Regions from separate parts of the Homo sapiens genome. Here region 1 is linked to region 2. The links are chromatin contacts, found by Hi-C or POLR2A ChIA-PET in ENCODE. All regions are on one chromosome and are shown on one strand. Each heading gives the region's core, a stretch centred on a gene start or an enhancer-like site at or near the end of the contact. The rest is flanking DNA. Distances are from core to core; before and after follow the strand shown. Region 1 overlaps PTK7 (protein tyrosine kinase 7 (inactive)). Region 2 has its middle 14 kb from the start of MRPS18A.

Evidence for each region. Hi-C counts contacts between places; a loop is a spot of excess contacts on that map. ChIA-PET counts read pairs that join two places held with the same protein, here RNA polymerase II (POLR2A).
Region 1: a loop to region 2 is called in a map of posterior vena cava, with 7 times the contacts of the local background. The contact joins two enhancer-like sites. A Hi-C loop is called at or near these places in 1 of 168 maps with a recorded cell type or tissue (posterior vena cava). POLR2A ChIA-PET finds 5 or more read pairs at or near these places in 1 of 52 experiments (activated CD8-positive, alpha-beta memory T cell).

Annotation. Positions count from the first base shown.
Region 1 is chr6:43,148,551-43,153,702 of GRCh38, reverse strand. The region is part of intron 17 of PTK7 (protein tyrosine kinase 7 (inactive)); the gene reads right to left. Among named protein-coding and RNA genes, the nearest start is that of SRF, 20 kb to the left of the region's middle. Within about 2 kb of position 3,187, at least 5 of the 41 ENCODE cell types and tissues checked have a DNase peak (open chromatin) inside an H3K27ac peak, as active enhancers do.
Region 2 is chr6:43,698,648-43,704,302 of GRCh38, reverse strand. No RefSeq gene overlaps it. Among named protein-coding and RNA genes, the nearest start is that of MRPS18A, 14 kb to the right of the region's middle. RefSeq lists a silencer at 1,212-1,311 and an enhancer at 414-1,399. Within about 2 kb of position 1,347, at least 29 of the 41 ENCODE cell types and tissues checked have a DNase peak (open chromatin) inside an H3K27ac peak, as active enhancers do.

The DNA of each region.
Region 1 (5,152 bases), core at 1,938-4,437, 550 kb after region 2:
TAGCTATTGCTGGCCTGTAATTCCAGCGGTTTAAGAAGCTGATGTGGGAGGATTGCTTGAGCCTAGGAGTTTGAGACCAGCCTGGGCAACATAGTGAGACCCCATTCTCTAAAGAACATTTAAAAATTAGCCAGGTGTGGTGGTGGGTGCCTGTAGTCTCAGCTACTTGGGAGGCTGAAGTGAGAGGATCACTTGAGCTCCACAGGTCGAGGCTGCAGTGAGCCATGATTGCACCACTGCATTCCAGCCTGGGTGACAGAATGAGACTCTGTCTCAAAAAATAAAATACAGGCCGGGTGTGGTGGCTCATGCCTGTAATCCCAGCACTTTGGGAGGCCAAGGCAGGCAGATCACAAGGTCAGGAGATCGAGACCATCCTGCCTAACGCACAGTGAAACCCTCTCTCTATTAAAAATACAAAAAAATTAGCCAGGCATGGTGGCGGGCGCCTGTAGTCCCAGCTACTCGGGAGGCTGAGGCAGGATAATGGCATGAACCTGGCAGGCAGAGCTTGCAGTGAGCCGAAATCATGCCACTGCACTCCAGCCTGGGTGACAGAGAGAGACTCCATCTCAAAATAAATAAATAAATAAATAAAATACATTAAATAAAACTCAGTCCGGGCGTGGTGGCTCACACTTGTAATCCCAGCACTTTGGGACGCCGAGGCAGGCGGATCACTTGAGGTCAGGAGTTCGAGACCAGCCTGGCCAATGTGGTGAAACCCCATCTCTACTAAAAATACAAAAATTAGCCAGGTGTGGTGGCACGCACCTGTAATCCCAGCTACTCAGGGGGCCGAGGCAGGAGAATCATTTGAACCTGGGAGGCGGAGGCTACAGTGAGCCGAGGTCCTGCCACTGCACTTCAGCCTGGTCGACAGGGTAAGACTCTGTCTCTAAAGAATACATAACATAACATAACATAACATAACATAACATAACATAACATAACATAACATAACATAAATAAAATAAAATTCAGTTCTTCTGTTGCTCTAGCCAAATTCCAAGTGTACAGTTGCTATATGAAGCTAGTGACAACTATATTGACCAGCACAGAAATGGAACATTCCCATCATCGTCCTGATCAGTGCTGCCTGAGGCTCTAACAGGCAGTGCATTAATGCAGAGGTGCTAAATGAATGATGTAATTAGAGTTGGGAAAAACCTCATCCAGACGGAGTCTCACTCTGTCGCCCAGGCGGGAGTGCAGTGGCAGTCTCAGCTCTCCGCAACCTCCGCCTCCCAAGTTCAAGCAATTCTTGTGCCTCAGCCTCCCAAGTAGCAGGACTACAGGCATGCGCCACCACGCCCGGCTAATTTTTGTATTTTTAGTAGAGACAGGGTTTCACCATGTTGGCCAGGCTGGTCTCAAACTGATGGTGAATGATCTGCCTGCCTCGGCCTCCCAAAGTGCTGGGATTACAGGCGTGAGCCACTGTGCCTGGCTGCTTTGGTACATTTCTTTATCAACAGTGAAGACATAAAATCTCAGGATAGCTTTCAACTAAATGTGTAACCAGTGAGGAAGGTTAAAGAAGAGGGCGGGTGGGCTGGGCGCAGTGGCTCACGTCTTTGAGCGGTGGCTCACTTTGGGAGGCCGAGGCGGGTGGATCACAAGGTCAGGAAATCGAGACCATCCTGGCTAACATGATGAAACCCCGTCTCTACTAAAAAAAATACAAAAAATTAGTCGGGCTTTGTGGTGGGTGCCTGTAGTCCCAGCTACTCGGGAGGTTCAGGCAGGTGAATGGCGTGAACCCGGGAGGCGGAGCTTGCAGTGAGCCGAGATCCCGCCACTGCACTCCAGCCTGGGCGACAGAGCGAGACTGCCTCAAATAAAAAAAAAGGCGGGGGGCGGGGGGGCTGGGCGCGGTGGCTCACGCCTGTAATCCCAGCACTTTGGGAGGCCGAGGCGGGCGGATCACGAGGTCAGGAGATTGTGTCCATCCTGGCCAACTTGGTCAAACCCCGTCTCCACTAAAAATACAAAAAAATTAGCCGGGCATGGTGGCGGGCGCCTGTAGTCCCAGCTACTCTACTCGGGAGGCTGAGGCAGGATAATGGCGTCAACCCGGGAGGCGGAGCTTGCAGTGAGCCGAGATCGCGCCACCACACTCCAGCCTGGCGACGGAGTGAGACTCCGTCTCCGAAAAAAAAAAAAAACAAAAAACAAACAAAAAAACGGGGCTTGGGCGCGGTGCCTCACGCCTGTAATCCCAGCACTTTGGGAGGCTGAGGCGGGCGGATCACGAGGACAGGAGATTGAGACCATCTTGGCTAACACGGTGAAACCCCACCTCTACTAAAAATACAAAAAAATTGGCCGGGCGTGGTAGTGGGCGCCTGTGGTCCCAGCTACTCGGGAGGCTGAGGCAGGAGAATGGCGTGAACCCGGGAGGCGGAGCTTGCAGTGAGCAGAGATCACTGCCACTGCACTCCAGCTTGGGCGACAGAGCGAGACTCGGTCTCAAGAAAAAAAAAAAAAAGAAGGCAGGTGGATGGCATGTCAGGATTACTGGGCCTCTCTTCTCTGGGTACAGGGAAGTACACTGGGGTTTCCATGAAAAAGCAGAGTCTGGCTGGGCACAGTGGCTCACACCTATATTCCCAGCACTCTGGGAGACCAAGGTGGGTGGATCACAAGGTCAGGAGTTCAAGACCAGCCTGGCCAATATGGTGAAACCTCATCCCTGCTAAAAATACAAAAATTAGTTGGGTGTGGTGGCGGGCTCCTGTAATCCCAGCTACTCGGGAGGCTAAGGCAGGAGAATCGCTTGAAGAGCGATCCCAGCTACTTGGGAGGCGGAGGCTGCAGTGAGCCGAGATGGTGCCACTGCAACCCAGCCTGAGTGACAGAGACAGAGCGAGACTCTGTCTCGGGAAAAAAAAAAAAAAAAAAAAAAAAAAAAAGCTGAGTCTACATCCCTAAAATAACCCCTGCAGCACCGTCCTCAGAATGCCTCAGGTGCACTGGTGGTAAAGGGGCCAGGCTGCTTCAGTGGCCATCATAAACAGAGCCAACTCCACTTCAGGCTTCAAAATCCCAGGGCATTGTCCAACCTTGCTTGATTCTCTGTAAGCGGCAGGCAAAGGTTTTGGTAACGTGCCCTCATCAGACTTGTGAGTCCCCTTGGCCTGCTCTCTCTGATCTGGCTCACAAGTTAAACAATCTGCTGCTAGTCAAGGTAAACAGAAGAAGGTGGACTTGGCATGGTAACTGACTTGCTATCTTTCCAGAGAGGTGGTGCTTCCGGAAAGCAAGGGCAGTAAAAGGGAATTCTGTTAGACTCAAGCCAATTCGGTGTTTCCTTTATGCTGGGCAAGATGCCATCAGATAGCCACTGGAGTAATTCTCAAATACTGTTATAAAAGACCCGTTCTTTGGTAAAGATCAGACCCACTCCTTCCTTTCCAATTTTAACACCCCAGGGGTTTGCCCATGTTCTGGCTAACCCACTGTGATGCTATGAGATCTCACAAGAGGCCTTCTGTTTCCTGCCACGGCATCTGACTGCATAAAGCATGGTCCACCAGGTGTGCTAAGCTGATCCTGCTTCTCATCACATCATTAGTTCACAAGTGATCCATGAAGCAATCACAGATTACAGCTCTCTGATATCATCTTATCAGCTACTCTAAAAGGCATTACCTACCATTATGCCAACACCCAGGACCCATGTCTTTGATTTCTGTCACTAACTCACTGCTCTCTTAAAATCCTCCTGAGGCTCCCCTCAGCCCACTCACACCCAATATGGCACTTTGGTGCCAACTCTAGCTGGCCAGGGAACACCCTGCCTACCACTCCACCTCCCTAGAATACTTAAGTTCAAGACCAGCCTGGACAACATGGCGAGACCCCCATTTCTACAAAAAATAAAAATAAATAAAAAGAGGACAGGATAGAAAACATCAAGTGCATCAAACACAACATTGTGAAAGTTTAATTTTAGTTATATGAGCCTGCACACCAGATCATGAGTAAAATGCATTTCTTTTTTGTTGTTGCTAAGTGATGCAGGTCTTGCTATGTCACTCAGGCTGGCCTCACTCCTGGGCCCAAGGGATCCTCTGGCCTCAGCCTTCCAAGTAGCTGGGATTACAGGCACATACTGCTGCACCAGCTTAAAATGCATTTCCTAAAAGGGATTATAATCAAAAAGCATTTCAAAGCTACTAGTCTCCACCAGGGCTCCTTGAACTTTAATGAGCTTAGGAATCAGCTGGAGAGCTTGTTTGAAAAATTCACATCTTTAGACCTCACTCTCAAATACTCTAATTCCCTCATTCTGAGTCATGGTCCAGAAATCTTTTTTTTTTCTTTTGAGACAGGGTTTGACTCCTGTTGCCCAGGCTGGAGTGCAGTGGCAAGATCTCAGCTCACTGCAACCTCTGCCTCCCAGGCTCAAGCGATTCTCCTGCCTCAGCCTCCCGAGTAGCTGGAATTATATGCACGTGACACCATGCCCAGGTACTTTTTGTATTTTTAGTAGAGATGGGGTTTCCCCACGTTGGCCAGGCTGGTCTCAAACTCCTGGCCTCAAGTGATCTTCCCGCCTCAGCCTCCCGAAGTGCTGGGATTTCAGGTATGAGCCACTGTGCCTGGCCTGCATTTCTTTTTTTTTTTTTTTTTTTTTTGAGACAAAGTCTTGCTCTTGTCTCCCAGGCTGGAGTGCAATGGCACGATCTTGGCTCACTGCAACCTCCATCTCCCGGGTTCAAGTGATTCTCCTGCCTCAGCCTCCCGAGTAGCTTGGATTACAGGCACCTACCACCACACCTGGCTAATTTTTGTATTTTTAGTAGAGACGGGGTTTCACCATGTTGGCCAGGCTGGTCTCGTACTCCTGACCTCGTGATCTGCCCGCCTCGGCCTCCCAAAGTGCTGGGATTACAGGTGTGAGCCACTGAGCCCTGCCTGTTTTTTTTAAAAGCATCCTCTCTATGTAACGCAGAGTATGGTCCTTGGAGAGTGTAGAACCCAACTTATTAAAGTTCCCCCATCATATTTAAGACACTATGGCAAAAAAGTGTGAAAAAGATATTTAGCAAAGATGGTGATGACTTGCAGTCAAATAGAGTCCCTTAGGTCACATGAGAAAGGTAACTGACTTCCTGTCAGCCTATGTCTCATCCCAGCCAGAGAA
Region 2 (5,655 bases), core at 98-2,597:
CACTGTCTTGACTTCATCTTCACATAGTCAAGCCATGCCTTTTTCGCACAAAGGGCCCATTGCTGTGATTTCCCCACAAAAGAATCATTTCCCCAAGAGGAACCATGCCATGTCCCTAGAAAGCAGAAAGAGTGACAGTATCCTCTGTATTAAACAGCCCTGAAGTGTTTCTGCCAGGTCTGTTTCCATGCTTGCCTCTTCCGGCCTGGATTGTGGGTCTTGAGAGCAAAAACCTGTTTTATGCATCTCTGGGTCCCCGGCTTCATAGGTGATTCCAAATGCACCACATCCCTTCTTCAATGCCTGGCACAGCATGGTTCACACAGAGGACCCCTAGTAAATGTTTACCAGGTTGAGTCGCTTTGGTGAGGTGTGTGAACATGGAGAGATAAGACAGAGGGTGGAAGTTGGGCCAGATCTGGAGCAGAGCCAGAGGGTAATTAATAAAAACAGCTCACATTTATTGAGCATTTTACTACTTGCCAGGTGCTCTTCTCAATGCCTTTCTGCATTAGCTCATATAATCTTCACAACAACCCTACCAAGCAAGTTCCATTATTATCCCCATTGTACAGATGAGGAAACTGAGGCACAGAGCGACTAAGAAACAGTGTGTTGTTCAAATACTGTCATGTTCTATGGGTGCCATGATGTATCTGTGGCTAGGAAGTAGTTTTCTAGAACGTGGCTTTAAATTAGACTCACTCGGGGATCTTCTAAAACTCCTGATGCTCAGGCCACAAACTACACCAATTAAATCAGCATCTCTGGAGGATGAAATTGTCAATGGTAGTTTTTAAAGCTCCCCGAAAGATTCCAAAGCGCAACTGAATTTGGGAACTAGGGATCTGGGCCAAATCCTTTAATCCTTTATAATTAACGCACATGGAGATGTCACGGCGCAGAGAGAAGTGATTGCACAGGGGCACACAGGAGGGCAGTGGCTGAACCTCTGTCCTCCAGTGCCCAAGGTAGGTCTTCTTCTGCACCCCCAGCCCCTTCCTCCATGTTGCTGTAGGCACTGAGCTGGCAGGCTGCTAGGCCCACATGGATCTTACAGGTCTTGGCTCAAGGCTGGCTTGGAGGAAGATCCCCAGGACAGGCTAACTGATCCCCCTCATCCCAACGTGCCCCCATTCAAGCAGCTCCACAGGCTGGATGCCTTAGGGCAGAGCCCAACCTGGAAATTCTCCAGGCTTGGACACCACCCTGGATTTAGACAGAGCTCAGGGAGACTCAGGATGGGTGGGGCTTGGGGCAAAACACCACGGGAGTTGTGCCACAGTCACAGGCAAAAGAGCCGGGGCAGGCCCAGAGGCTAATTTCCCTGACCCCGCCCTGTGGGGCCTGTGTACTCCCCTCCTCCTCTCCCCACCCTCTGATGACGCACTGACCCCGGCCCTCCCCCTCAGTTCCCTCACCCCTCATTGGGAGGTGACGGAAATTCATTTCTGGCGGCCTGAGGGCTGTCAGCAACTTGTTTTCATTCTAGGGTCTGGCTGGTCCAGATAGGTCCATCCGGGCCCTATGTCACACAGGGGACACACACACAAACACACACACACACACACACACACACAAACACACACATTCACACACCCCAAACAGAACCTCTGGAGGAAAAGAAGGGAGGCACTCCAGGGGTTCTGAGTCACGGGATTCAGGGCATTCATAGCCAAATGCCACTCTTGGGAAAGCGGTGGAGCAGTTCACAAGGAAAGTCAAAGAGGCTGGACAGGGAACCAGTTCTCCTGTAGTCTTCCTCCGCTCTCCTCTAGCCCAGTGGTTCTCAACCCTGGCTGCACATAGAACCATTTAAGGAGCCTTTAAAAAACGCTGCTGCCTGGGCTCCAGCCCTGAGAGAGTTCAATTCAACTGTTCTGTTTAACTCCGGGGAGAGGCCAGGCCATCATCTTTTAATTCCCTGGTTGATGCTGATGAGCAGCCAGGAATGAGAGCCCTTGCTGATGGAATCATCCAGGCAGGATGGATTCACTCCCAATCTCACTGGGCAGATGGTCAGGGGAAGAGTCTGCCCTTTCTGTTGGAGAGGGGAGGGAGGTGTTGCAGGCAATATACCCCAAGACCTCATCTTCATGTCCATCATCAACACAATTCAGTAAAATGGTGGTTAAAGAACAGGAGCAGGTGCTCATTCTGGCTCTCCCCTTTCGTCACCTCGGACAAATTACTTGGCTTGTCAGAGCCTCAATTTCTTCATTCATAAAATGGAGAGAATAGTTGCCACCTAGGAGGTACTTGTGACAATTAAATGATTAAGTCTACACAGTCCTGAGCACATAATAAGCAATCAATAAAAAATAGGCTTTAATAATAAAAAAATGAAAGCCGGTTTGTACACCTATGTTCATAGCAGCTTATTCACAACAGCTAAAAGGCAGAAGCAACCCAAGTGCACATAAGCAAAATGTGGTTCGTACATGCAATGGAATATAACCTTAAAAAGGAAGGGAATGGCCAGGCGCAGTGGCTCACACCTGTAATCCCAGCATTTTGGGAGGCCAAGGTGGGTGGATCACTTGAGCTCAGGAATTTGAGACCAGGCTGGGCAACATGGTGAAACCCCATCTCTACAAAAAAATACAAAAAGTAACGGACATGGTGGCACATGTCTGTAGTCCCAGCTACTTGGGGGGCTGAGGCAGGGGGATCACTTGAAACCGGGAGGTGGAGGCTACAGTGAGCAAGATCATGTCACTGCACTCCACCCAGCCTGGGGGACAAAGTGAGACCCTGCCTCAGAACAAAAAAAAAAAAAGGAAGGGAATTCTGACACTTGCTGCAATATGGATGAACCTGAGGACATCATGCTAAGTGAAATAAACCAGTCACAAAGAGACAAATACTGAGTGATTCCCCTTATATGAGGCACCTAGAGTCATCAAATCCAGAGACAAAGTGAAAGCGTGGTGCCAGGGAAAGGGGAAGAAGAGGGAATGGGGAATTTGTGTAAATTAATGCAGAGTTTCAGTTTTATAAGATGAACAGAATTCTGGAGATAGAAGGTGGGGATGGTTGCCTAACAATATGAATTTTTTTTGTTTTGTTTTGTTTTGTTTGTTTTTTTGAGATGAAGTCTCACTGTGTCACCGAGGCTGAAGTGCAGTGGCGCAATCTCGGCTCGCTGCAACCTCTGCCTCCCAGTTCAAGCAATTCTCCTGCCTCAGCCTCCTGAGTAGCTGGGATTACAGGCACCCGCCACCACGCCCGGCTAATTTTTTTTTTTTTTAGATGGATTCTTGCTCTGTTGCCAGGCTGGAGTGCAGTGGCACGATCTTGGCTAACTGCAACCTCTGCCTCCTGGGTTCAAGCAATTCTCCCGCCTCAGCCTCCTGAGTAGTTGGGATTACAGGCACGTGCCACCACGCCCAGCTAATTTTTGTATTTTTAGTAGAGACGCAGTTTCACCGTGTTGGCCAGGATGGTCTCGATCTCTTGACCTTGCGATCCTCCCGCCTCGGCCTCTCTAAGTGCTGGAATTAAAGGCATGAGCTACTGCACCCAGCCAATTTTTTGTATTTTTAGTGGAGACAGGATTTCACCATGTTGGTCAGGCTGGTCTGGAACTCCTGACCTCAGGTGATCCACCCACCTTGGCCTCCCAAAGTGCTGGGATTACAGGCGTGAGCCACGGCGCCCAGCCATATGAATGTATTTAATACTACTAGAGCTATACATTTAAAAATGGTTAAGATGGGCTGGGCGCGGTGGCTCATGCCTGTAATCCTAGCACTTTGGGAGGCCAAGGCAGGCAGATCACCTGATGTTGGGAGTGCAAGGCCAGCCTGACCACCATAGAGAAACCCCATCTCTACTAAAAATACAAAAAATCAGCCAGGCGTGGTGGTGCATGCCTGTAATCCCAGCTACTTGGGAGGCTGAGTTAGGAGAATCGCTTGAACCCGGGAGACGGAGGTTGCAGTGAGCCAAGATTGTGCCATTGCACTCCAGCCTAGGCAACAAGAGTGAAACTCCATCTCAAAAAAAAAAAGTTAAGGTGGTAAAATTTATGCATATTTTGCCACAATTTTTAAGTTGGAGAAAGAAATAAAATAAATAAAAGACAAAATTAGCAATCCAGTTGCCCTGAGTGACTCTGTACTCCTAGAAAAGAGTGGACATATGGCCCTGGCTTCAGGCCTCCCCTTCTGAGATAGACACCAGGGGACAGATGCTCAATGAATGAACTCAGGATTTATGCTGATAATAAACAGGAAATAATAGATCGGTTTAAATATTTACATGGTGGTGTGCAGGCTTCAGGGCAAGGACATTACCAGGGAGGGGAGTGGGGGGTCAGACAGAAGACACAAAGAGAATGTAAATGTTAGTGGAACATGGGGCTGAAGCCACCCAGACGTGTCTTTCAAGCGCACTCAGGAAGAGAGGGACAACTGCAGGAGGGGAAAACCCCTGCCCAGGCTCAGGGAGTCTGCCAGAAGCCTGGGCCACCCCGTTCCTTCCTTCCAGGGGAGATCCTTGTTTACCTTGCGAGGCTGGAAGACAATGTAATCAAATTATGACTCATTATTCTAAATGACTTGTCTCCAGTGGAGAAGGCAGGCAGGGAGGCCGGGAAGGGGATACAAGTTGTTTTCCAGGACTTTGTTTGCTCATTTTCCAGCTCCCTCTGTCCCCAAGCCCTTTCCTCTCTTTCGGCCTCCCCCTGTCCTGGCCTCTCCCTCCCTCTTTCCCCACTCTGCTCTTTCCCCTCCATCTGCTCCTTGGGCATACCCAGGGTTGAGGGAGCAGAGCAGGTTCTTCTCAGTCTCGGCAGGTGACAATGAATAGGACAACAGGAATATCCTGCCCCCCAAGAAATCCCTTCCTCCCAACCAGAGAGCAAATGCAGTATCTCTATCTGGGATTGAAGTCAGGTCATTTGATTGAATAGGACTCTGTCTCTGACTTGCTGGGTCACTTTGGGCAAGTCACTTGTCCTCTCTGGAGCTAGTGTGAGTAGGGGGGTTCATTCCAGAAAGAGGAACCCCCTCTGCCTGCCCTTTCCTGCCTCCCAGAACTGGTGTAAGAATGAGAGGCCATCCCACCCATCAGAGACCCTCAGATCTCAGAGACTCAGGGGCCTGAGGCAGATGAAATACACAGGTTTTCAGCAACATTCCATCACCTCAGACACACCCCTGGTATCTAAGGTGATGGAATGGCCCTGAGCCCTGGACCCCGACAGAGATCTGGGGACCAACCTAGCCTGGAAGCAGTGTGCTGGATACCTACCTAATGGTCCATGTTCCCCCATCCCCCTCCCTGCCTTCATTCAAACGTGCATGCAGTTTCTGAGAGGAAGGCAGCAGGGCACAAGTCCCTTTAAAAGGTCAGATGGGAAAAAAAAAAGGGCAAAGAAACATTCTCTCTCTCCCTCCGTTCTGGCCAGCTGCCTCCCAATGACCCAGTAGGAGTAAGCAGAGAGGCCGGCTCCACTTCCTCCCCTGGGTTCTCACGTTCCATGACCTGGCAGCTCCTAGTGACAAATGCATCAGAAAATCTTCTCTGGATAGCTGCTCATAGAGCTAAAAAAAAAAAAAGTCTTCTCTGGGGTCAAAAGGAAACTGTAAGCAAATGGAAAAACATGGCATTTTTCCAAATATCGAGTTATAACAGCTCTCTCTCTCACAC